Regions from separate parts of the Homo sapiens genome. Here region 1 is linked to region 2. A link is an interaction called in ENCODE POLR2A ChIA-PET data of the cell type or tissue named here. Cell type or tissue: OCI-LY7. All regions are shown on one strand. Links, peaks and the distances in the headings refer to the core of each region. The heading gives the core; the rest is flanking DNA. Region 1 overlaps SGMS1 (sphingomyelin synthase 1). Region 2 has its middle 24 kb from the start of SGMS1-AS1.

The links. ChIA-PET counts read pairs that join two places held together with the same protein. Peaks named below come from ENCODE experiments on the same cell type or tissue, not always from the same donor. Only the 100,000 strongest peaks of a DNase experiment are listed, where the experiment ranks them.
Region 1: POLR2A ChIA-PET joins it to region 2 with 21 read pairs; 5 of 35 experiments call an interaction of 5 or more read pairs at or near these places.

The regions. Positions count from the first base shown.
Region 1 is chr10:50,591,005-50,602,926 of GRCh38, reverse strand. The region is part of intron 1 of SGMS1 (sphingomyelin synthase 1); the gene reads left to right. Among named protein-coding and RNA genes, the nearest start is that of SGMS1, 27 kb to the left of the region's middle. In OCI-LY7, for the core only: no CTCF peak of the experiment used is centred there; no DNase peak of the experiment used is centred there.
Region 2 is chr10:50,642,552-50,654,473 of GRCh38, reverse strand. No RefSeq gene overlaps it. Among named protein-coding and RNA genes, the nearest start is that of SGMS1-AS1, 24 kb to the right of the region's middle. RefSeq lists enhancers at 5,427-5,486, 5,697-5,846, 5,867-6,026. In OCI-LY7, for the core only: no CTCF peak of the experiment used is centred there; DNase peaks (open chromatin) are centred at 2,493, 5,683 and 6,003; H3K4me3 peaks cover 4,009 bases; H3K27ac peaks cover 7,410 bases.

The DNA.
Region 1 (11,922 bases), core at 2,205-10,204, 52 kb after region 2:
GCATGATGTTAAAAACAAAATAGATCACTGTAAAATTTTCTCTATCCTGGCACTTTGGAAATAAGTTAGTCTGACAAAGCAGTTCTTTCCACAGAGAGTAGAGGCTTTATGTTTATTTTCTTCTCATTACAAATTTTTTTATTGTTAAAATATTTTAAATGTTCAGGAACCTACTGAGAATAATACAATAAATGCATATATATCCAGCTTCCAGTTTTATCAAATGTTAACTTTTTGATGTGTTTGCTTTATGTATGTGTGCATATTTATTTATTTAGAAAAATAAACATCACATTTTCAGTGTAAGTTCAGGGACCTTGCTGTCTCAGTCATTGCCCTCTCATGCCTAGGAGAGTGCCTGATAAGTGTTTAGTAGGCAGGCTCCAAATAAACACTGTGCATCTTCTCCAGTAGCCTTCTTCTCCCTTCTTCCCCTGATATAACACACAAAAAGATATTGAACAGGGAGAAGTATCATGCTTGGTTCAGCCAGTGACACAAGTGTTAGTTAAATAAGGACTGAGTTAAATAAGGACTACCCTGAAAGAACTTTAAATGCTATGACATAAGGTAGGACAGGTGAATTCAGAAGTAGCTCCTGTGGGAAGCAGAACATTCTCCCTGCATTTGCAGAGCCACAGAGTGGCTGGTTATTGGAAGTAGGCATTGGAATGAACTTGAAGAAGCAGAGATGGGGCAGGGTTTTCTAGGCTGACAGGATCATTGATTGACAGCTCAGCAGTGGGAACAGTGTTTGGAGAGATTAAAACAAGGTGATTCAGAGTTACCTGAACTCTGTTATCAGAGGCGAGTATCAGGAGAAGAATAAAGTGTCCAGAGAATGGGTATTGGTTGAGCATCCCAAATCTGAAAATCCCAAATCTGCAATGCTCCAAAATCCAAAACTTTTTGAGCACTAATATGACTCCACAAGTGGAAAATTTCACACCTGACCTCATGTGATGGGTTGCAGTCAAAACACAGTCAAAACTTTGTTGCATGCACAATGTTATTAAAAATATCGCATATAAAATTACCTTCAGGCTATATGTAGAAGGTGGATAGGAGACATAAATGAATTTAATGGGTAGACTTGGGTCCCATTCCCAAAATATCTCATTAGGTATATGCAAATAATCCAAAATCACAAAAATTCCTGAAATCCAAAATACTTCTGGTTCCAAGCATTCTGGAAAGAGGGTATCCAACCTGTACTACATCTGATGAGTAGTGTTAGGCCCTTACTTAATGGAGCACAATAGCATGCTAGAAGAAGAGCTGATGCTGTGGAAGCAGACCATCTTGGATTAAAATTTAATTCCTCTTTTATTGGCTGCAAGGCCTAGGGTAAGCCACTTAACCTTTCTGAGCTTCAGTTCTCATGTCAGGTATGTTCTCACTTTGGCTACAAGAGGTTAAGAATGTGGAAGTGGGTTCTTGCCTAGCCATTCCATTCTGTCTTAAGTGGTCCTCTTGTCTATGGAAATTTGAAACAGGCAGCTAAATGATGAGAAAATTAAAACTTTTTGGTTGGTCACAAATGTACAAAGTGACTTCCTTTACATGAGGTCATTTACCAAGTGATACAAGTAAAATGTGAAATTGTCTTGCCTGCCAAATCCATACTTCTTCCTGTATCTTGTGAAAAAGTCCAACATCCTCTTAGTCATCAAGACAGAACCAAGGAATCATTTACAATTCCTCTTACCCCTGCATCCTTCCAGTCACCAAGCAAGTTCATTTTACCTCTTTTTATTAGCTCATTCTCGAGCCCCTATCACTTGGTGCCTGGATTTCTGCTACAGCTGCCCATTTTCTGCCCTTCTTCATTTCATCTTCCCAACTGTAGTCACAGTCCTCTTTCTAAACTGCAAGGATGATCATGTTAGTCACTGCTTAAAAATGTGTCTGTGGTTCCTTGGCCCATGGGTTAAGACCTGAGAGTCCTAGTTGAACACATGGGTTTTTATTGTCATGCCCTCTCATCTGCCTTCCTGTCCTTTGTGGTTCCTTGCTGCTCTACTCTCTCACCCCTGCTTCTCTCCTCTGATTTGTCCTCATCTTCCTAGACTCGGTTCTTGGCTATTTCTGCATAGTGGTTTCCAGAGTGGATGTGCTTGAGAACACAGCCTGTTTTGTCAAAAATTAACGTGTTCTTAGTGTCCAGCATGGTGTCTGACACATAGAAGACTCTCAAAAAGGTTAGTGGAATAGAAATGGATAAGAAATGGCTTTTCTATCTTCACCCAGCCAGGAGGACTGAAGCTGGGTAACAGAAGCATTCTCTTTCAGCACCTTTCTGTCTCCATCAATTTGGCATCTGCTCAACAGCCCAGCTGTTGATGGGAGAGAAGCATATGGTTGACTTGAAAGAGGCAGCTGGGATGTGATTGGGTGTTCAAAATATATTCATTCCCCTTCCCCCATATAGAATAGCAGTAATAACACCTTCTATTTGTATTTGCATTCTCCTTGAGTGCTTCCACAGACATGATCTCATCTGGGCGTGTCACTAATAGCCTGAGTGCTAGATGGAGAATGTGATTGTCCCCATTTTGTAGATGCAGAATAGGAGATAAAAAGGAGTAAATACATTTGCTCAAAGTTAGTAAATTGATAGTGGTATAACCAGACTTCAAGCCCAAGCAAGTGCCCTTCTCTTTTCCCTCCTCTTTCATAACCAGCAGAACCAGGTTATATGAAATTGATGTTTTTACATGTAATCATCAGAAAGAAAAGTTGGCAAAAGTAATTGTGTTTGAAAAGTTTACTCTGTGTTAACTTTGCATGTGGGCATTCTTTGTAACTGTTAATTTCCCCAATCCTCTGGTTCTGGTTAAGTGCTCAGAGTTATATGCCGCCTTGGGGTCACTTGGCTGAAATAGCTTGAAGCATGTGAAATAGTGTCCTGAGGCCCACTCTGGATAGAGATGAAGGATTTGTCATATTTCAGTTGGTCAGTTTGGGAATATTGTTGACTTCAAGCTATTTCCCTGCCTGACAGACTAAGTGACAATAATAAAATCTTAGTACTTCTTTCTTTCTTTCTTTTTTAAAATTTTTTCTGAGACAGTCTTGGTCTGTCGCCCAGGCTGGGGTGCAGTGGTGCAATCTTGGCTCACTGCAACCTCTGACTCCTGGGTTCAAGCAATTCTCTTGCCTCAGCCTCTTGAGTAGCTGGGATTTTAGGCACGTGCCACCATGCCCAGCTAATTTTTGTATTTTTAATAGAGACGGGGTTTCACTATGTTGGCCAGGCTGGTCTCGAACTCTTGACCTCGTGATCTGCCCACCTCGGCTTCCCACAGTCATGGGATTACAGGCATTCTTAGTGCTTCTTAAGTTAACGTTAAGTACTTCGTAAGTATACATCCCATTCTGTTAATGCAATGGTTTCTTCTCTCCTAGAATTCTGGAGTCTTTGAATAAACTTAAGTAGGACAAGTAAAAAAAAAGGCTCCCAGCACTTAACAGTCATATTCTTAATTTCCAGGAATTTCTAAATTTTGAAAATTACAGCCTCTGAAGTGGGCTGTTGCAGGGAAACTGTTCCTACGTGTTTTATTAAATTCTATATTCTTAGCAGCAAAGATGAAGAAGGCAGAGTGAGACTGAAAATGCAAGGGCAAAAGCAGTTAGGACACAACCAAGATATGCAGACAACATGCAAGTTTTTGATGGGAGCTTTTTTGTTACTGTTTTTTTGTTACTGTTTTTTTGCAGTCACTCTGTTGATCACATGAAAATCTGTATAGTTTTGTTGTTTTATCAGTCCTCATTCTTTTTGTCTGTTTCAGCATTTGATTCTTGAGTTATTCCAGCTCTCTTGTCCCCAGCCCCTGTGAAAGCTCTCTTCTCTTGGCTTCCATTATACAGTGGAGTGGTATTCTGGGTCTCTTATCTTTTCTCTGCTATTGGCTACTTTCATCACCTCACTTTACCATTCAGACATGTTGATGGTTTCACTTTATTTTATTCTCTGGTGATATTTGTGCAGATGTATACTATTTTTTTTTCCTGTCTGGGTATTTCTCCTTATTTGTTTTGCTGTCTTCCTAGACTCAATAGCTTTTGAAAAATTGACTTTAGAATGTTTGTTGCAGGAAAAGACCTTCAAGATCACATGCTTCATTGTTCATTTTAGAGGTAGGTAAACTAAGGCTCTGGGAGGTGATGTGGCTTGCATAATTTCATGGAGTCACTCATTTGGTGAAATCAGTCTGGAAACCAAGGTCCTTGACCCTCAGTACTTCTTAGAGCCTCTGTTTATTTCTGATACCCTGACTCCTGATGGTCTCCTGTCCCATGATTGTTCCCTTGGCAAGGAACTTCAGAGCTATATGACCCTCACATTTCACCCCTTCTCCACAACTGTCAGATATCCAGCCATTCACCAAGACCCATCAGTTATTTCTATGATTTTTAAATGCTACTTTTTAGTAATTTTTAAATTTTAAAAACTTAAAATTCAGTAAAATTCACTTTTTGGAAGTGTATAGTTCTGTCCTAGTTAGTTTGGGCTGCTGTAACAAGAATACCATAGCTTGGGTAGCTTAAACAACAGCCATTTATTTCTCAGAGTTCTGCAAACTTGAAGTCCGAGGGTGCCAGCTAGCATGATTGGGTTCTGGTGAGGGCCCTTCTTGGGCTTCATAGATGGATGCCTTCTTACTGTATCCTCACATCCAGAGAGAGAAGTCATCTCTCTCTGTCCTGTCTCTTCTGATAAGGGCACTAATCCCATCATGAGGGCTCCCTGCTCATGACCTTCCCAAAGGAGTCCTCTCTGAATACCGTCACACTGGGGACTAGGGTTTCAACATATGAATTTTGTGGGGCGGGGCGGGGGAGGGGAGCACAAGCATTCAGTGTGTAGCAACTTCTGTGAATTTTTTTTTCTTTTTTTTTTTTTTTGAGACGGAGTTTCACTCTTGTTGCCCAGGCTGGAGTGCAGTGGTGCTATCTCAGCTCGCTGCAACCTCCGCTTCCTGGGTTCAAGCAATTCTCCTGCCTCAGCCTCCTGAGTAGCTGGGATTACAGGCATTCACCACCAAGCCTGGCTAATTTTGTATTTTTAATAGACACAGGGTTTCTCCAGGTTGGTCAGGCTGGTCTCGAACTCCCAACCTCAGGTGATCCACCTGCCTCGGCCTCCCAAAGTGCTGGGATTACAGATGTGAGCCACCACGCCCGGCCAGTTCTGTGAATTTTAACACAGACATTAATTCACGCAACCACCACTACAAACAGCATACGGAACAATTTCCTCACCCTTCAAATTCTCTGGTGCTGCCTTTTTGTAGTTTAAATCCTCTTTCCTCCTGAACTCCTGGCAATACTGATCTGTTCTCTGCCTTTATAATTTTTTCTTTGTAAGACTATTATGTAAGTGGGATTATACAGACTTTTTGAGACTAGCTTTCACTTAGCATAATGCATTTGACATCCATCCACATTGTGTGTATCAAAGGTTTGTTCCTTTTTATTACTAACTAGTATTCTGTTGTATGGATGTGCCATGGTTTGCATATGTATTCACCCATTGCATTCCCAGCAGCAGAATATGAAAGTCCTAGTTGACCTGTATTTTTGCTGGCATTTAATATTTTCAGTTTATGCAGTTCAGCTATTCTAATAGGTGTGTAATGGTATTTCATGATGATTTTGATTTGCATTTCCCTAATGATTAATGATATTGAACATCTTTTCATGTGTTTGTTTGGCATTCATACATCTTGTGCCCATTACGATATGTGTTATGCTCATTGTCATTATCATAACCTTGTTCCAGGTGGTTATTATGCCTTTTTATATCAGCATTGTTGCTCACCTACCGCAGCATATGCCAAGGTCAAAGCACTGAGCCAGGGACTTTGTGTACCTAATCTCATTTTATCCTTAAAATCTTTGTGGAATTAGTAGTGCTTTTTATTTTTGTGGTGGAGAAAATAAAGACCCCATGTTCAAAACATACTGAGTGCCTACCATGTGCAACGAGCCAGTTGTACCCATCTGCTAGTCTGTGGGACTAGCAGTCACTGACTTTAAGCAAGTCAGTGTATGAATCAATTTCCTTTTCTGTTAAATAGGGATCTGTATTATGATATGTTCTCTCAGGGTTGTTGAGTGAGGGGTTTTAAGAGAGAATGCAGGAAACATGCTGAGCAGGAGATCTGGCTCATGATGTATTCTGAGTAAATGTTAGCAATAGCTGCTTCTGTGTTCTTCAAACACCTCATACTGACCTGAGGTGGTTTCTCTCCCTCCCTGGCCACTTTTCTAGTCAGTAACAGAAAGGTTAAATGTGCCAAATGTTTTACTTTGAGTCCATTCCAGCTCCAATGTTTATGTAAAAAATGATATCATAAAGGGTTGATCTAGTTAGCAAGGTTATTGTGCTTACAGTAGGCCAGAATGTGGAAGCTATCATATTAGTAAAAAAGAAATTGGGCTGGGCGTGGTGGCTCACGCCTGTAAGCCCAGCACTTTGGGAGGCCGAGGTGGGCAGATCACCTGAGGTCAGGAATTCAAGACCAGCTTAGCCAACATGGCGAAACCCTGTCTCTACTGAAAATACAAAAAATTAGCCAGGTGTTGTGGTGAATGCCTGTAATCCCAGCTATTCGGGAGGCTGAGGCAGGGGAATCGCTTGAACCAGGGAGGCGCAGGTTGCGGTGAGCTGAGATCGTGCCATTGCACTTCAGCCTGGGCAACAAGAGCGAAACTCTGTCTCAAAAAAAAAAAAAAAAAATCGTGATACAAGTAAGATCTTTTAAAAATTATTGAATCATCCATCTTGAATTATGTGAGGCTTTATATATGGAAGCAAGAAAATGTTTAAAATTACCTCCCTGCTATTTCCTGCTAGATTGCTGGGGCTTGTTTTCTCTTAATCTTGCCATTGCCAAGCATACATCTGATGCCTGCTGTGTGCCAGGTGTTAGTCTCTCTAATCCTCACAGCAACCCTTTGAAATAAAAGATATCCACATTTTGCAGAGGAAAACATTGTGCCTGAGAGGCCAGTTGCCCTGCCCAGTGGAACCCAGTCGTCTTCTGACTGAGTCCTCTGCTCTTATCGGCACCCACTCTGCCTCAGTCTCATTGTGATGGGGGCATGAAAGCTACTGTCACTAGGAACACTGGCATACCTTCCCCCAATATGGCATCTGTTTCCTTCATGGGGACTGTTTCCAGGACCTTAAGGTCACACTTGCCTACCACAAGCCCTGAAATTAGATGGTTTTATTTTGTCTAAAAGGCCCACTGTGGAAACAGCATGAACTTTGAAGTCAACAATAGGTTCAAGTGGTGTCTCCACCATTTTATTTTACTGCCTATGTGATTTTGGCCAAGTTACTTAAACTCTCAGAGCCTGTGATTCTTCACCTATAAAATGGGAATAATACATACCCGGTAGAGATGTGGAGAGAATTAGAAATAACACAGTAGGCTGGGCATGGTGGCTCATGCCTGTATCCCAGCACATTGGGAGGCTGAGGCTGGTGGATTACCTAAGGTTAGGAGTTTGAGACCAGCCTGACTAATACAGTGAAACCCTGCCTCTACTAAAAGCACAAAAACGTTAGCCAGGCATGGTGGTGTGCGCCTGTAGTCCCAGCAACTCACGAGGCTGAGACAGGAGAATTGCTTGAACCTGGGAGGTGGAGGTGGCAGTGAGCCGAGATCGTGCTACTGCACTCCAGCCTGGGCAACAGAGCGGGACTCCATCTCAAAAAAAAAAAAAGAATGCAGTATGCAGTAGAGTGCTTAATAAGTGCTTAGGACATTGTAGATGCTTATTAACTGGTAGCTACTATCATCACCATTGCAGGGCCTTCTGACTTGTCTTGGGGGACTGAAGAAGCTGTCCAGAGTGGTGGTTAAGAATATGGGCTCTGGAGTAAACTGCTTGGGTTTAAATCCTTGTTCTACCACTTATCAGCTGTGTGACTGCATAACTGAATTCCTTCCTGTACCTCAGTTTCTTCCATCTACAAGATGGGAATAAACAGTTTCTACCTTGTCGGGATAAATGATTTTAAAAAGACGAGAACTGTCAGGAGGTTGAGTTGAAATGAACTTATTTTGATTATCTACTGCCATTGTTTCTTCCCATGACATATGAGTCTCTTTTAAATTTATGATAACATTTCTTCTTTCCTTCCTACTCAAATTGAGATAATTTCTCATTATTTGTATTTCATGCTGATAAAAACATTTGCTATCACATTTTTCCTAGAAATGCAGATTAAATTGTAAAAATTACTATTTTCATCTAAGAAACTGGATTAACTAAACCTATAAAGGACAGCTTTTTATAGAGAAAATAATTGAGAATTTTTTGTAGAATTACTATAAATAAAATCAAGTGTAATAAATAACAATTTTATAGGTAAAAATATTAAAAAACCTAACCAACTGCCTGTTTAAAAAAACACACATAGATATTCCATTATTTCACAGAAATTATTTGATTCTCCTGTTTTAATCTTGAATTTGGCTGGGTTGCATGTGAATTACTCTTTTTCTCCTTCAAGAAGATACCAGTCAGGTGGGCCCATAGTATGTGAATCTACCAGGAAGAAAACAGCCTCTGAATTTACTGTATGTCTAGAAATCAAATTTGACTTATACCCATGGGCAGTGTGTGGTGTTGGCTGGGTTTGCATCATTATTCTGAAGTCTGTACTGATGTCGTGTGACTAATATGTTCCAGCTGTCTAGGTCACTGCTTTGGAGTACTATTTATTTGTAGTAGTGATGCTGCAAATAGGAAAAGCTTTCCCTTTTGTTGGTTGAAAGCTTTCCTGGTAATTGGCAAAACAAGCATGCCTCTTATTTGGAGAGAAACTGGAAAGGCGGCTAAAGAGTCAATTGTACACAACCACTTTGGAAAACAATTTGGCATTAGAGGAGTTGAACACGTGCAATCCGTAGTCCAGCTCTCCTCTCCTAGGTATATACCCTGGAGAAATTCTTGCCTGTGTGTACCAGAGGACACACAGTAGAATGTAAATGGCAGCATTATTCAAAGTAGCAGAAAATTGCAAAATCCCCAGAGGGTCCCCAACAGTAGAACAGAACAGTAAATTGTGGGTATGTTCACACAATGAGAACTGTATCGTGGTGACAAAATGAATGAACTAAAGCCACATGAGTCAACAGGGATGAATCTCAAAATCTTAAGAGGCAAGTCTAGAAGAGCACATACCGTATTGTTTCATTCATAGTAGGCTTAGAATCAGCAAATCACAACAACATATTGATAGCACATATGTGGCAAAACCATAAAGAGGAGCCAAGGAATGATTGACTCAAAATTCAGGCTAGTGGTGAATCTTGGTGGTGGAAGTGGTGGTGAAGGATGATTGGGAGACATGCAATCAGGAAAGACACACACACACGGCTTCCAAAAAAAGAAAAAAAAATTTAAACACTGGTATTAGGTACATGAGATTTATTTTATTATTCTTTACACCTATATATGTTGATAGGTTACTTATCACTGCATAACAAACCTCAAGACTTAGCACCTTAAAACGATAATACACATTTGTCATCTCACTTAGATTCCATGAGTAGGCCAGGAATTTGGGAGCAGCTAAGCAGGGTGGTTCTGACTCGCAGTCTCTCATGAGGTTGCAGTCAAGATGTCAACTGAAGCTGCTGCCATCTATTTGAAGGCTTGACTGAGGCTGAAGGATCTGGTTCCAAGATGGCTCACTCACATAGCTGTTGCCAGGAGGCCTCAGTTCCTTGCTGGTTCTTGGCAAGAGGCCTCAGTTCTTTCCCACGTGTATCTCTGCAGAGCTTCTTGAGCGTGTCCTCATATCAGAACAGCCAGCTTCCCTCCGAAAACAGAGATGGAAGGTGGAGTCTTTGGACTTTTGCAGTCTCACGCCAGCATTTCAGCAATATTGTAGTGGTTCCCACATGCCAGCCCTGTTCCAAGTGGGACGGGACTATACAAGCGCATGAATACTGGGAGGCGGATATCACCACGGGCCATCTTGGAGGCTGGCTACCACAGTTAAACGCACTTTTAAATATAGTATATTTCACAGTAAACATTTTTTTAGAGACAAACTAAATTGGCGAGCTCATTTTTCTTTAGTAATAGTGCAGCCATCCATTTAAATGAAAAGTTTTATAGATACTGAATGTGTTACCAATTAGTATGGGTTTAAAGAAATGTCAGTGATGTAGCTGAGTATTTGAGTGGCCTGAGCTTGCCTGACAAGAACGTACCTGAGGCAGGGGAGTGGGCGGGAAAGGCCATGAGGAAAGGAACTTCAGTAATACTTGCGCCGGGATCTGTGGTGGGAGATGGGATGATACGTGCCTGGACTTCATTCTACGTGTACCTAGATCTGGCAACAATCTGAGACTCTTGATTTTGAAGAGAATTCTCCACATGAAGGGCCATTGTGATATTAAAATCTGTTTCAGCCCCATACTTTTTCCCAAGACCATCTTTAATGAAAAAGGAGAGAAGGGTCCACCCCTTGCTACTCACCCCCACATCTAAGAGCATGGCCAAAAATGACCTAGGCAAGCAAGGACAGGGGCCTTAGCTTAAAAATCTATGCAACGATTACATTCTAATCCATAATTTATACTTGTTTTAATGTTAACAACTTTTAAATTATTGATTCATTTACTTAACCTTCCCTCACCAAAATCTTTGAGTAACACTGATGTTTCTGGAAGCTATGTCATGTTTATTTTTCTTTAGCTTTGTTTGGCTCTTGGCATAACTTCTTAGTGAGTATTCCTGGGGGTCTAAGTGTTCTGGGTTGTGAGGCAGTGAGTCGCACCATCTCCCCTTTGTGGATCCCAACATCCTTGTGAGCAGGTGTTGCAGCCCTCAGGTGAGGAAGCAGCCGGAAGAGGTTCTCTCCATTTTTAATGAAGCTAAAAAGTGGAGGAGATAGGCCTGAGAGCCAGGTGCACGGGGTTCCAGACTGGCTTTCTTTAGGCTTTTGTACACCAGTACTTCGCGTGTTAGTCATTGATACTGCTAACTCTCTGTGTCTACAGAATTCTGGTGATTAGCAGATGAAGCGCCAAGTAGGGCCATCATGCAGAGATGTCACGTTCTCCCCAACTGTAGTTTTGATGCTGCTTCCATCTTTATTTGCGGAGCTGTGTCTGTGGCATTATATTCTAGTGTATTTTGCGTTTTATAAAAATGAAAGGAAAATCCTCAACAGCAAATATAACTGCCTTTCATTATGGAGAGGTTACAAATCGCCAGCGATGCAGTGTGATGCTTGTTTTCCTTCTGTTAGTGAACAGTGTGCTCTTTTGAGGAAGAAGGAAAAAATAAAGTGCATGTATGTATATAAATGGCAAAAATACATTAAGGGTTATTGTGTCTACAAGAGAAGTATAATTACTAATAGTAATTATAGTAATTGGTAATAATGATTATAGTATTAATGGTACTATTAAGAAAGATTGTGAATATATGCTTTCAGGGAGCACACTGCAGTGCCCGGCTGCCTCCCTGGTGTGATGTGTTGTTTGGCCATTTGGCTGTGGGGTTGGTTTTAAGGAAGGCATCATGTTCGGGAGCAGGAGGGTGGAGGTGATCTGTATAGTGAGACAAGCCCAGGGCTTGGGGTCAGAAGACAAATAGGAGTTTAATCTCTGGTGCTTTCTAGTTGAATATCCTTGTCAGATATCATCTCTGACGCTTAGCTGCCTTCTCTGGAAAATGGGATCCATAAACCCTGCTTACCTCACAGGGCTGTGATCAAATGTGATGGGTAATGCCAAAACAGAAGGTATCGTCATGGCAACAGGAGTATGACTTTCAGGCCATGATACCACTTTGCCGCAAACTTGTGTGTATTGTAGTTGAGTATACTGTAGATTGGATCTGAATACCTTTGCTGGAAAGGATTTGAGGAGGTTC
Region 2 (11,922 bases), core at 2,228-10,227:
AGGCCCACAGCCAGTGGCTGATCGACAAGAGGTATGAAGGTTGAGACCTCTCTTGTCCCCAGTCAAGTCACCTTGGAAGGGTTATCTTATTTTTAGAACTCCCTGAAGGATCGCCTGAGGCTTTGAGGCTGTGCTGCAGTTCAACTACTAGCTCTGCTCCATCCTGCTTTCTTTCCATGGGTGTTGACCACATGGGAACACCCTAATAAACCTCCTACACATTGGTCTCCATCTTGGAGTTGGCTCTCCAGGGAGTTCAATGCTGTGTTATGGTGTTACACACCATCACTGATTTTTTTTCAACCATCTCCCAGCAATCTTGGCATGTTCTTTTATTCAAATTGTTCTCCCAACATTTTCCCCCATGAGAGCCACAAAAAAATGGAGGATCTGGGCAGATAATTAAGGAAGGCACTCAGGCATTAGGTTAAACAGGCAAAGTTCACTAAGGGAACTGAGGGTTGAGTATGGGAAGTGCGTTCAGTAAGAATCTGCTAGAACCAGGGTAAAGGCAAGGGCTGAATCAGCAATAGATTAGCATTGAGTGTGGAGCTTGTTACACATCTTCTGGCTAAGAACAGGTTTAGCCTCAGAGTCTGCGGAGCCAGAAAGGAGAAAGAGGAAAGAGGAAAAGGTCGGAGGAGGGAAATTTGGAGCTTAGAGGTCAACAGGTTAGAAATAGAGACAGGAAACTAGGCAAGTGATAACACACACACACACACACACACACACACACACACACACACTGTATTTGGGAAAAGAACTGAGCTTAAGGAGGACTACACCCTTGAAATAGCTTCCCCTTTCAAGGTTCTTCTCTGCAAAATTAAAGACGACCTTTTTTATTAAAAACCTCCTGACAGAGATTCCTCACATTCATTCTCCTAACATACATTATACACGGGGAACAAAGCTGCAGGAAACATAATGGAAACAAGAAATATAAATAGCTAATCTATATTTATGAGCACAGGAAGGAAGTGTCAGCCAGTGTCAGGAAACAAGAAGGGGGATGTTAGGGTCCAGAAAAGGAGCAGGTAGAGGAGGCTGCTGACTTTGCTTAGTTCCATCAGGGTTGGAGAATTTGCATTTTGAGTGGGTCCAGCAGATGGTGCTGCTCCAGTAGAGAGCAGGAAAATCGTTTTGTATGTTTACAATTCTGAACGAATATGATTTGTAAAATTCCAACCCTATCTCCTCAGACATTAATATATGTACAGACACTAGTGTTTACAGCAAATCCTAATCTTGGTTTCATCAACTATCTGGGTCATTCTTATTTCGTATAGTAGCAATGCTATTGACAAGTTTCATGATCTTCTCTTGCCAGTTCCTCCCAGGATGATGGGATTTGGAGTCAATCCTGCAGTAATTGCTGGCACTATCACCTGCTGTCTTGTGTGCTTGCGTGATAGTGCATCTGAAAAACATCTTCAGAAATGCACTGTTAATGCTTTGTCTGTTTCTATAAATATACTAAGGTTTAAGTATATACCTAATTGTATATAAGAGCCATAGTAATATGAATAATATTACACAGGCAGGAAATAAGTCAATAAGTCATTAAAAGGTCATTGTCTTAGTGTGCTAGGGCTGCCATAACAAAATACTATAGATGGAGTAACGTAAACAATAGACATTTATTTTTTTTCATGGTTCTTGAAGCTGGAAAGTCCAAGAGCAAGGTCTGGCAGCAGTGTCAGGTGAGGACTCTTTCCCTGGCTTGCAGATGGCTGCCTTCTCACTGTGTTCTCAAAGGGTGGGAAGAGATCTCTCTCTCTCTCTCTATCCCCTTCTCTTTCTGTCTTCCTCTTTCTCCCCTATCCTGCCTCGCTCTCTGACACTTCTTACAAGATTACCAATCCTATCAAATTAGAGCCTTACTCTTATGACTTATTTAAATCTTAATGGCCTCTTAAAGGCCCTATCTCCAAATGCAGTCACCTTGGGAATTAGGGTTTCAACACATGAATTTTAACAGGACACAATTCAGTCCATTGAAATTGCTAAATATAAAAGGACTAAAAACGTAGCTGTGCCGGTAGTGGTAAAATGTGGGAACCAACACATATTTTCATCAGACGCAATACTCATTATCCTTGACTCTAATCCTAAATTGTGAGAAAATAAATTTCTGTTTATTTTTAGAAATGACTGAGAATTTCCAGCCACCAGGTAGTTTCCAAAATGTTTCTTTTTCCTTTTTTGTTTGCTTCCAATTTTTTAAAAATTTCATACCTACAGAGAAGTTGAAAGAATAAACATCCATATGTAGACTCACCACCAACTGTTCACATTTGGCCACATTATCTTACTTCTCAATCACAGGCTTTCAGCTTGGAATGTAACTTAAAGGATGTTTGAGTCAACTTTCATTCTATACACAATCTCAGTACAAGGGGTCATTGGCCTCTAAGATCTCTGGTGATGAGGAACTCAGCTATCTTTGAGTTAGCTGCTTGTGTTTTTTAGAGGCCTCTGGTTGTCACTAAGTTTGTGCTTAAACTGAAACCTGGCCCTCTATAACTTCCACCAGCCGGGCTTTATATAACCCTTCAGCTAGACAAACACTAATTCTAGTTCCTTTCTTATACGATAGCTTTGTAATGTTTGAAGGCAGTACACATGTCCCCTTCTTTAGTTTGAAAAAAAAAAAGACTAGCTAGCTGTGATTCCTTCATCCATGCCTTATTTGGAGTGGTAAGAAGTCTTTACTTGCTTGAGTAGTAGGGTCACATATTTACAAAGCACCACTGAAATTCTATAAGACAATGAGGCTTCTTGATTTGCTCTAATGGATGCAATCTTTCTTTACTCACTCCAGTTGGCCCAGTCTCTTTGGGGTTTGTGGAAATCAGGAGTCCCCCAGGACAACCCTCAGGTTCAATAATTGATAGAACTCACTGAAAACTGTTATACTCGCAGTTATGGTTTATTACAGTGAAAAGTAAGAAATGAAAATCAGCAAAGGGAAGAGGCATGATGGGGCAGGGTCCAGGAGAGTTGCAAGTGCAAGCTTCTAGTTGTCCTATCACAGTGGAACTCTAGACAGTGCTAATTCCTCCCAGCAATGATGTTGGGCAATACGCACAGAGTATTGCCAGCCAGGGAAACTCACTTGGGCCTTGGTGTCCAGAGTTTTTAACTGGGGCTTGGTTACATAGATATGGTTGACTACCAGTAGATATGGTTGACCACCCATTGACCACCTTAGCTTCCAGCCTTCCAGAGGTTGGGTTGATATTGCAAGGCCTAAAGCCCCACCATAATCACATTATTAGCATAGACTATCTGGCATGGTCTTAGGCTGCCAGGTAACCCCATCTTATCAGGCAGGACATTACAAAGGCTTAAAATACTCTCAGAAGCAAAGGCCTAACTTCTCTTTGTGCAAAGTTCATTCTTTTCCACACAGGGTAGATTAGCTATCTTTCCAATATCCCCTTTGTTCATTCCCTACTTCTCTACCAGATGGTGTTTGGGCATGTGGATCCCACTGTAGGGGGAGATGAGCCTTGATATGAGTGCAGGGCCTATCCTATCTCCTGCCTCTGCTCTGAAGTGGCTGATCCAGTCAGGTTCCCACAGCCTTACAGTGGTCTTCCCCAAGTGCAGTGTTGTTCCTAGGCTCAGTTAGACCCACCCTACCTTACATTTGCCAGGACTGCAGATGCCACCGAGTTCAGCCAGGTCCTCTCTCTAGCCCCTGGCCTTGACGTTAGTGTTATCTCACCCCTAACTACAGAGGCTCCATTATAGCAGGTCCTGAAGCTGCCAATTCTGTTACCTACCTTGTCTGGTTCTACAGGGGGAGTCTGGGAACTTCTGGAGCCCTTCTATGCCTTTTAAGAGGAAAGGCAAGTTTAGGAGTGGGAACACAGGCCCTCTTTCTGTGGAACCATGCCTCTCTGCCGCCTTCCTTGTTCTGTGGTAGCACCAGGTTGGTGTAAGCCATTCTACACCACAGTCTCTTCTCAGAGTTCTGAGCTAGGACTGGGGCACAAGCCCCCTCTGCTTTTGCATCTGGCTCTCCCCCAGTTTATGTACCATATCCTCTTCTTTCCTCTTCCAGACTGTGGCCCGGAGGAGGCAAGCCAGGACACAAGTGTCTGCCCACTTGCTTTTGCTACAATTTGCCTTCTGTTATTTTTCCCACAATCCACCAGGCCAACAGGAAGAACTGCTTCTATATCAGGTTTTCCTCTATCCCCAATAAGGAGGTATTTAGGCTATATTAGTTGAATAGTAGAACCAGATATAAAGAAGGGGATAGAATGGCTGGGCATGATGGCTCACAACTGTAATCCCGGCACTTACGGAGGCCGAAGCGGGCAGATCACTTGAGGCCAGGAGTTTGAGACCAGCCTGGCCAATATGGCAAAATCCTGTCTCTACTAAAAATACAAAAATTAGCTGGGCGTGGTGGTGCATGCCGCAATCCCAGCTACTCTGGAGGCAGAAGAATTGCTTGAACCCAGGAGGTGGAGTTTGCAGTTTTCTAAAGGGAAAGAAAACTATTAATATTTTCAAAATATTATCTCTATTATGCTTGTATAAAGAGTTCAGTAGCAATGAAAACCTGACCCATGGAAAATAGGAAAACTTCTTCCCTTTTCCCTCTTTCCCTTCTTGCCATCTTTCTTAAAGCCCATAGACTTCACAAATAACTTAGCAACTAAAAGGTCGTAGTTTTGGAAATGGAAGGCAGGTCATGTGATTCACTGGAATTTTAATTTTCATGGTAATGATAATAGCTGCCATTTATTTGAACTCTATGTACCAAGTATTGTGCTGAATTAATTTAATTTAATTTAATTAATTTAATTCTCCCCAAAGCGCTATTACTATACCATTACCCCCATTTAGCAGATGAGAAAACAGGCTCAGAGAAGTTAAGTAATTTTCCAAAATCCTATAGCTGGCACTGGAATTTAAAGCCAGTACCATTAGACTACAGGGTCCATGCACTGATTGACTACCCCTCCTAAACTGCCTTTTGATGAGGGATTCATATTTCTGTTTTCTTTGTAATTGCCACATAAGGCATTCAATAAAACACTACTTTATGCTCAGCTGCACTCAGTTTTGCAAGCTTCCAAGGATCCCTTGGTGATAAAGGAGTAATGTGGCACTTAAAACCTGGTCTGATATTGGCATGCACCCTAAAAATGCTGCTGGTATTACTGAGGGAACCAGCCGCTTGGGACTCTTACCTTCCTAATCGCTTCTTAAGGGAACTTGTAATGAATCTAATTGGAAGCATCTACTTAATTCCCTACAAGATAATATCACATAAACCAGAGCAAGAAAGGTGTTAAAATCAATAAATGAGAGAGAAAGAACTGAAAATATAGAGCTAAGGATAGGAGGGCAGGCAGGGCATTGTATATTTGTAGCTCAGGAGAAAAGTCTGGGGCACTTTTTGATAACTGCTGTATGTGCAAAAAAATGTGTTTGGGTGTGGGAACTATGAGGACGTATGTTCCTTTAGACATCTGATAATCTAAACTATGGTAATTTCTGTGGGTATCAGTGAAAAATCTGTGCTGCTGATCTGTTCAAAGTGCAGCACTATGGGCAGATTTCAGATCATACTGAGAATTGAGGCCGTGTGACTGTGATCAAGATTGTACTGGAGCCATCATTTGGTTATTCATTTACCCATTACGGAGTTGAGCTGGGGCTGGGCACGGTGGCACACACCAGCAATCCCACCACTTTCGGAGGCAGAAGTGGGAGGATTGCTTGAGCCCAGGAGTTTAAGACCAGCCTGGGCAACATAACAACCCTGTCTCTACAAAAAAATATTTTAAAAAATTGGGCTGGGTGTAGTAGCTCACGCCTGTAATCCCAGCACTTTGGGAGGCAAAGGTGGGTGGATCACTTGAGGTCAGGAGTTCAAGACCAGCCTGGCCAACATGGGGGAAACCCCATCTCTAGTAAAAATACAAAAAAATTAGCCACGCATGGTGGAGCACACCTGTAGTCCTAGCTACCCAGGAAGCTGAGGCACAAGAATCACTTGAACTTGTGAAGCAGAGGTTGCAGTGAGCCAAGATCAAGCCACTGCATTCCAGCCTGGGCAACAGAGTGAAACTCTGTCTAAAAAGAAAAAAAAAATTTAGCCAGGCATGGTGCCTGCCTGTGGTCCCGTCTACTCAGGAGGCTGAGGTAGGAGGATAGCTTGAGCCCAGGATGTCAAGGCCACAGTGAGCTGTGATTGCACCATTGTACTCTGGCCTGGGAGATGGAATGAGACTCTGCTTCTTTTTTTCTTTTTTTTTTTCTCCTTTTATGGGTAGGACTTGGGTGGGTGGAGATGATATGATGGGGATGGACATTAGAGGGGAAGTCATTAGTGAGCAGAGAGCTAAAGATGGGAAAACGCGGTGTGTGTTCCGGGGTATGGAGAGTTATTTTCTCCAGCTAGACTTTCAGAAGAAGGAAAGAAAGAGAGACAAAACCAGAAGAGCTGAACAGGATCAAATTGTGTAAAATGATGACTGCTAGGACCCCAGGACCAGTGCTCAGTGTGAACCACAGTGGCACTGGGAGGGCCTGGGAGTAGGAAAATCAGTGAGGAGGCTCTGAGCTTGGGTGGGGCAGAAAGGGTAACTTTTTTATGTTTGCTGCTTCCGAGGCTGCAGTAACAATACAGTCCCTCAGTCACCTCTTCCCTCATGGTTGTTCCCACTGTGTGTCTTGCTGGTTTCTCCTCTTGGTAAACCTCCACCATCCCCCGGAGTTGTATCTTTTGTCTTCCTCTCCTCCCCAACCATCTCCCTTCATTACATATCTTAAAAATGTCTTTTATTTTTATTTATTTATTTTTTGATATGGGGTCTCACTCTGCTGCCCAGGCTGGAGTGCAGTGGTGCAATCATAGCTTACTGCAGCCTCACCCTCCAAGCCCAAACAATCCTCCTACCTCAGCCTCCCAAATAGCTGGGACTCCAGGGGCACACTACCACACCCAGCTAATGTCCTTTTTTATTATTTTTATTTTTAGTAGAGACAGGGTCTTACTATGTTGCCCAGGCTGGTTTCAAACTCCTGGGCTCAAGCAATCCATCTGCCTCAGCTTCCCAAAGTGCTGGGATTACAGAAATGAGCCACAACACCCAGCAAAAAATGTCTTTTAGCAGTTTGGTTTTAGCTCACATTTCTGGGGAAATGGTCCTCAACGTCTCCTCCAGGGAGCAATGTTATCAGGTTGGTAGTGGCAGCTGCCAGACTGCAAAGAGTAAAAAAGGAGGCTCTGAATTAGAGGCAATGACCATGCTGAAAGGAGAAGAGAATAAGATAGGCTTTTATTTTTTTTTCTCTTTTTTTTTTTTTTTTTTTTTTTTTGAGGCGGAGTCTCACTCTGTCACCTAGGTTGGAAAATGCAGTGGCGTGATCTCAGCTCACTGCAACCTCCACCTCCCAGGGTCAAGTGATTCTCGTGCCTCAGCCTCCCAAGTAGCTGAGATTACAAGCATGCACCACGATGCCTGGCTAACTTTTTGTATTTTTAGAAGAGACAGGGTTTCACCATGTTGGCCAGGCTGGTCTTGAACCCCTGACCTCAGGTGATTGGACTGCCTTGGCCTCCCAGAATGTGGGGATTACAGATGAAGATAGGCTTTTAAATCCTGGGGTCAGCAGTCTTGGAAGAAGCCAAGTCTGGAGAGAAGCTATGGGGTATTACAAAGAAGTTATTCATGTACAAAGTTAGGAAAAGGGCAGCAAGAGTTAACATTTATTAAAGCTCAGGTTAAAAGGATAGTGTTTTAGTTCATTTTCTGTAGCTTATAACAGAATAGCTGAGAATGGGCAATTTATAAAGAAAAAGAATTTATTTCTTATAGTTACGGAGGCTGAGAAGTCCAAGATTGAGGGACACCAACTGGTGAGGGCCTTCTTGCTGGTGAGGACTCTGTGCAGAGTCCCCCTTTGGCAAAGGGCATTACATGGCAAGGGGGCTGAGTGTGCTAGCTTGGGTCTCTCTTCCTCTTCTTATAAGGCCACGAGTCCCACTTCCATGATCATCCATAGTCCATAAACCCATTAAGCCATTAATCCATTAATGGTAGACCCCTCACAACCCATCACCTCTTAAAGGCCCCTTTCTCAATACTGCCATATTGTTGGTTCAATTTCAACATGAGTTTTGGATGGGACAAATATTCAAACCATTGTAGATTGTCTTGTCTAAATGGATTGAAACTACTCAAAATTAACTTCCTATCTCCTGACTTCAATAAGTCTCTGTCTCTGAGGAACTATTTTCTCCATTTTTTCCAAGACTGCATCTTCTTAAAGCAAAAACAACAAAAACCTAAAATCCGATTTGTCATAGGTGTAATAAGTCAATCATCTAGAATTTCAGTTTGTGTGAAACCAAATATGCAGATAGTTTGAATTGTTAATGAAAAATTAACAATGAAAAATTTCCATCCCATCAATGTCTAATTTGTGTCCCACCATCTCCACAGATTTCTCACTACCCTTGTGAATTCGTAATAGTTGCTGCCTCTAAAAGCCCCCAGATCTTTTATTTCTGAGTCGTTCATTCCAGCAGGTAGTCTGGGCAGTCTCTTTTTATTTAGGCCTTTAAAAAATACTCTAAATTCATTTTTCCCTCAACTGGTATTTTCAAGCCATTTTAAGAATAGTTTTTTATTTCTCTTTAAGATATAAGTGTATATAAAGTGTATATTTTTTTTCTGGACAACTCTGGGAGTACAGTTGTCCAGAAAAATCCACTGATACAAAGTTACTTCACTTCCTTCAGGATATCACAGCTCCTTTTAAACAACAACAACAATTATTATAAGAATAGTAAAGATAAGTCTTAACATGTAAATCCTTGGAAGGAGTTTCATTCAAAAAAATGAACTTCCTATTAAGGAACAAATAAACAGTACTTAATCAATTTATCTTTAAAGGTAAGATTTGAGAGGGGAGGATACCAGCTCCTGAAAGGACAGCAGGTTGAAAGAGAGACTTAAAGCACCTGGGTTGGCTCCCACAGGATGTGGAAGCCACAGAGTCATCTAGATTTACTTCCCAGTTTCCTCATCCATGTTAAAGGTAAACATTAAAGTGGAGTGCATTTCTATCCCTGTTTTCCTTTCTCTGAGTTTGAAATCCAAGTTTTCATTGGATAGCTTCACTTAATGGGGTGCTCTTTTGTTTTCATTATTGTTCACAGAAAAAGCTGTATTTATGGCCTGCTAGTGAATTTGAATAAATTGGGTTTAAAATGATTTTCAGGGTTTTTAATGTATTGACTGCTTTGAAAAGAACAAAAGCAACTCAGAACAATGCCTGTGGCAAATTGCTTGGTACTATTAGAAAATTTCACTTATTTACAAAGAAATATTTCTTTTAAAAAATGGAGACTCTATAATAGATTTAATGCTATACATAGCTAGTTGTTCCTTAAAATAACGAATTGTTTGCAAATTTAATTAGGTCATATATATAGCAATATGTTTAAAATAAGACCTCTTTCCATTCATTACAGCCTATTTCATAAGATAGAGAGTGCTATCCTTTAATTGCACAAGGATGCAGTAAATTATAGTCTTAAAATTCCCTACCAAGGTCTAATTTGGGTCAATGCTGAGATGATGGTGCTTCACAACTTAGCCACAACCAAATCTTGATGAATTTGCAGCAGAGACTCCAGAGATAGTTACTATCTCAAATTATAGTTATTGAAATGACCTGTACCCTTAAGTAACCAGGATCTTTTCACAAACTTTAGCTGAAGAATGGCAGCTAACAGAACTGAATCAATGAGGCTCAGCAAAAAATTTAAAGAAATCTTTTGGTTGATCAGTGTTCATGAGAACCAAAGATCTGAACATCTGCTCTTCTAATTCTTGTAGGACATCTCTAAAAGTAAAGCCACCCATTAGCTGTGTTTCTCAATTTCAGCTACAAAGATTTTAAGACTAATGCCTAAATTCCTCCTCCAAAGGTTTTAATTGGTTTAAGGTGCAGCCTGGATGTTGGGATTTTTACAAGCTCCCAATTGATTGAAAGAAGAAGCCAAGGTTGTGAACTTTAAAGGTTTACAGGTTTCTAAGTTTAGTGGCAACCTCACAGCTGCTGATAATTTCCTCTTAAACCTAACAATTCTGTTTCACTTAGCCAGTGAATGGTGATATCCCTCTAGAAAATAAATACCCAAACCTGGACCTTCCTTTGTTGATGAAATGAGAGTTTCTTAAGCTGGCATGAGTACTTTTTATATTTCCCTCATGGCTCTAATATATAGCCAGGGTTGCAAACTGCTGCTTTACAGTTATTTAGACCTAGCCAATGTGATGCTCTTTCAATGTAGATAACTGAAGAAAATAAACGTGATTAATCATTAGAGCATTTTATTTAAAAATGGAATTTTGCTTAATAACGATTCAATTTTTGTTTATATCACTTATGTAACAGATATATGTTCCAGTTAGAATAGCCTTCTTCATCTAACTTACAGTGCCTGGGAGGCAAATCCTAATACCTGACCAAATTGTACCTAAGTGAAAGAAAATTGGCATTATGAATACAGCAAGTCCTCACTTAACATCCTCAATAGGTTCTTGGGAACTGCAACTTTAAGTGAAATGATGTACAACAAAACCAATCTGACCATAGGCTAATTGATATAAACTAATGTTAAGTTCCTAAGCCCCAAAACACTTCTAATATTAAACATTGAAATAAATGTGAGCTATACATATATTTAAGAAAGATAAATAAAAACAACTAAGATGATTATTTACCCCATTATTCTAGTTCAGGGTCTCAGGTGGCCAGAACTCACTCAGGGTGCAAGGCAGGAGGAACTATCCCTGGACAGGACACCAGCCCATCACAGGGTGCGCTCACACAAAACCACACTCACACTGGGACCATTTGGAAACAACAATGAACCTAATGGGCACATCTTTGGGATATGGGAGGAAACAGGAGTACCTGGAAGAAACTGATATAGACATGGGGAGAATGTGCAAACTCCACTCAGACAGTGGCGCTTGCTGAAAATGGATATTTTTCTTATCAACCTTATAATGAAATGACATTGAACGATGACATTATTCAAGGACCTGCTGTACATTTTAGTTCAACAATTTTTCTACCTAAATGTGAGGAGTCTGTCACTCAGTTTCCAATACCAGATTTTTTCCCATGGGCTTAGGGTGTCTACTCTTTTTTCCTTTTAATTTACATTTTATTTTATTTTATTTATTTTTTTTTAGAGGCAGGGTCTTACTCTGTAGCCCACACTGGAGTGCAGTGGTGTGATCATAGCTCACTGTAACCTTCAACTTCTGGGCTCAAGAGATCCTCCCACCTCCACTTCCTGAGTAGCTAGGATGACAGGTGCATGCCACCATGTCTGGCTATTTTTATTTTTTGTAGAGACGGGGGCCTTCATATGTTGCCCAGGCTGTTCTCGAACTCCTGGCCTCAAGCAATTCCTCCCCTCTACGACGCAATTCTCTCTACTTGGCAGCCCAAAGTGCTGGGATTACAGGTGTGAGCCACTGTGCCTGGCTGGATGTCTATTTTGTTTGTTTGTTGGAGACAGGGTCTTGCTCTGTCACTCAGGCTGGAGTACAGTGACACGATCATGGCTCACTGCAGCCTTGACCTCCCGGGCTCAATTAATCCTCCCACCTCAGCCTCCCAAGTAGCTGGGACTACAGGCGCAAATGCCACACCTGGCTAATTTTTGTACTTTTTGTAGAGATGGGTTTCTGCCATGTTGCCCAGACTGGCCTCAAATTCCTGGGCACAAGCAATCCTCCTGCCTTGACCTCCCAAGTGCAGGGATTACAGGCGTGAGCAACCACACCTGGCTGCAATTTTGTAACTGCAGATCAACTCAGGCTGCTCATCTGGGGGAAAGTGTTATTTTACCTGTTAACATCC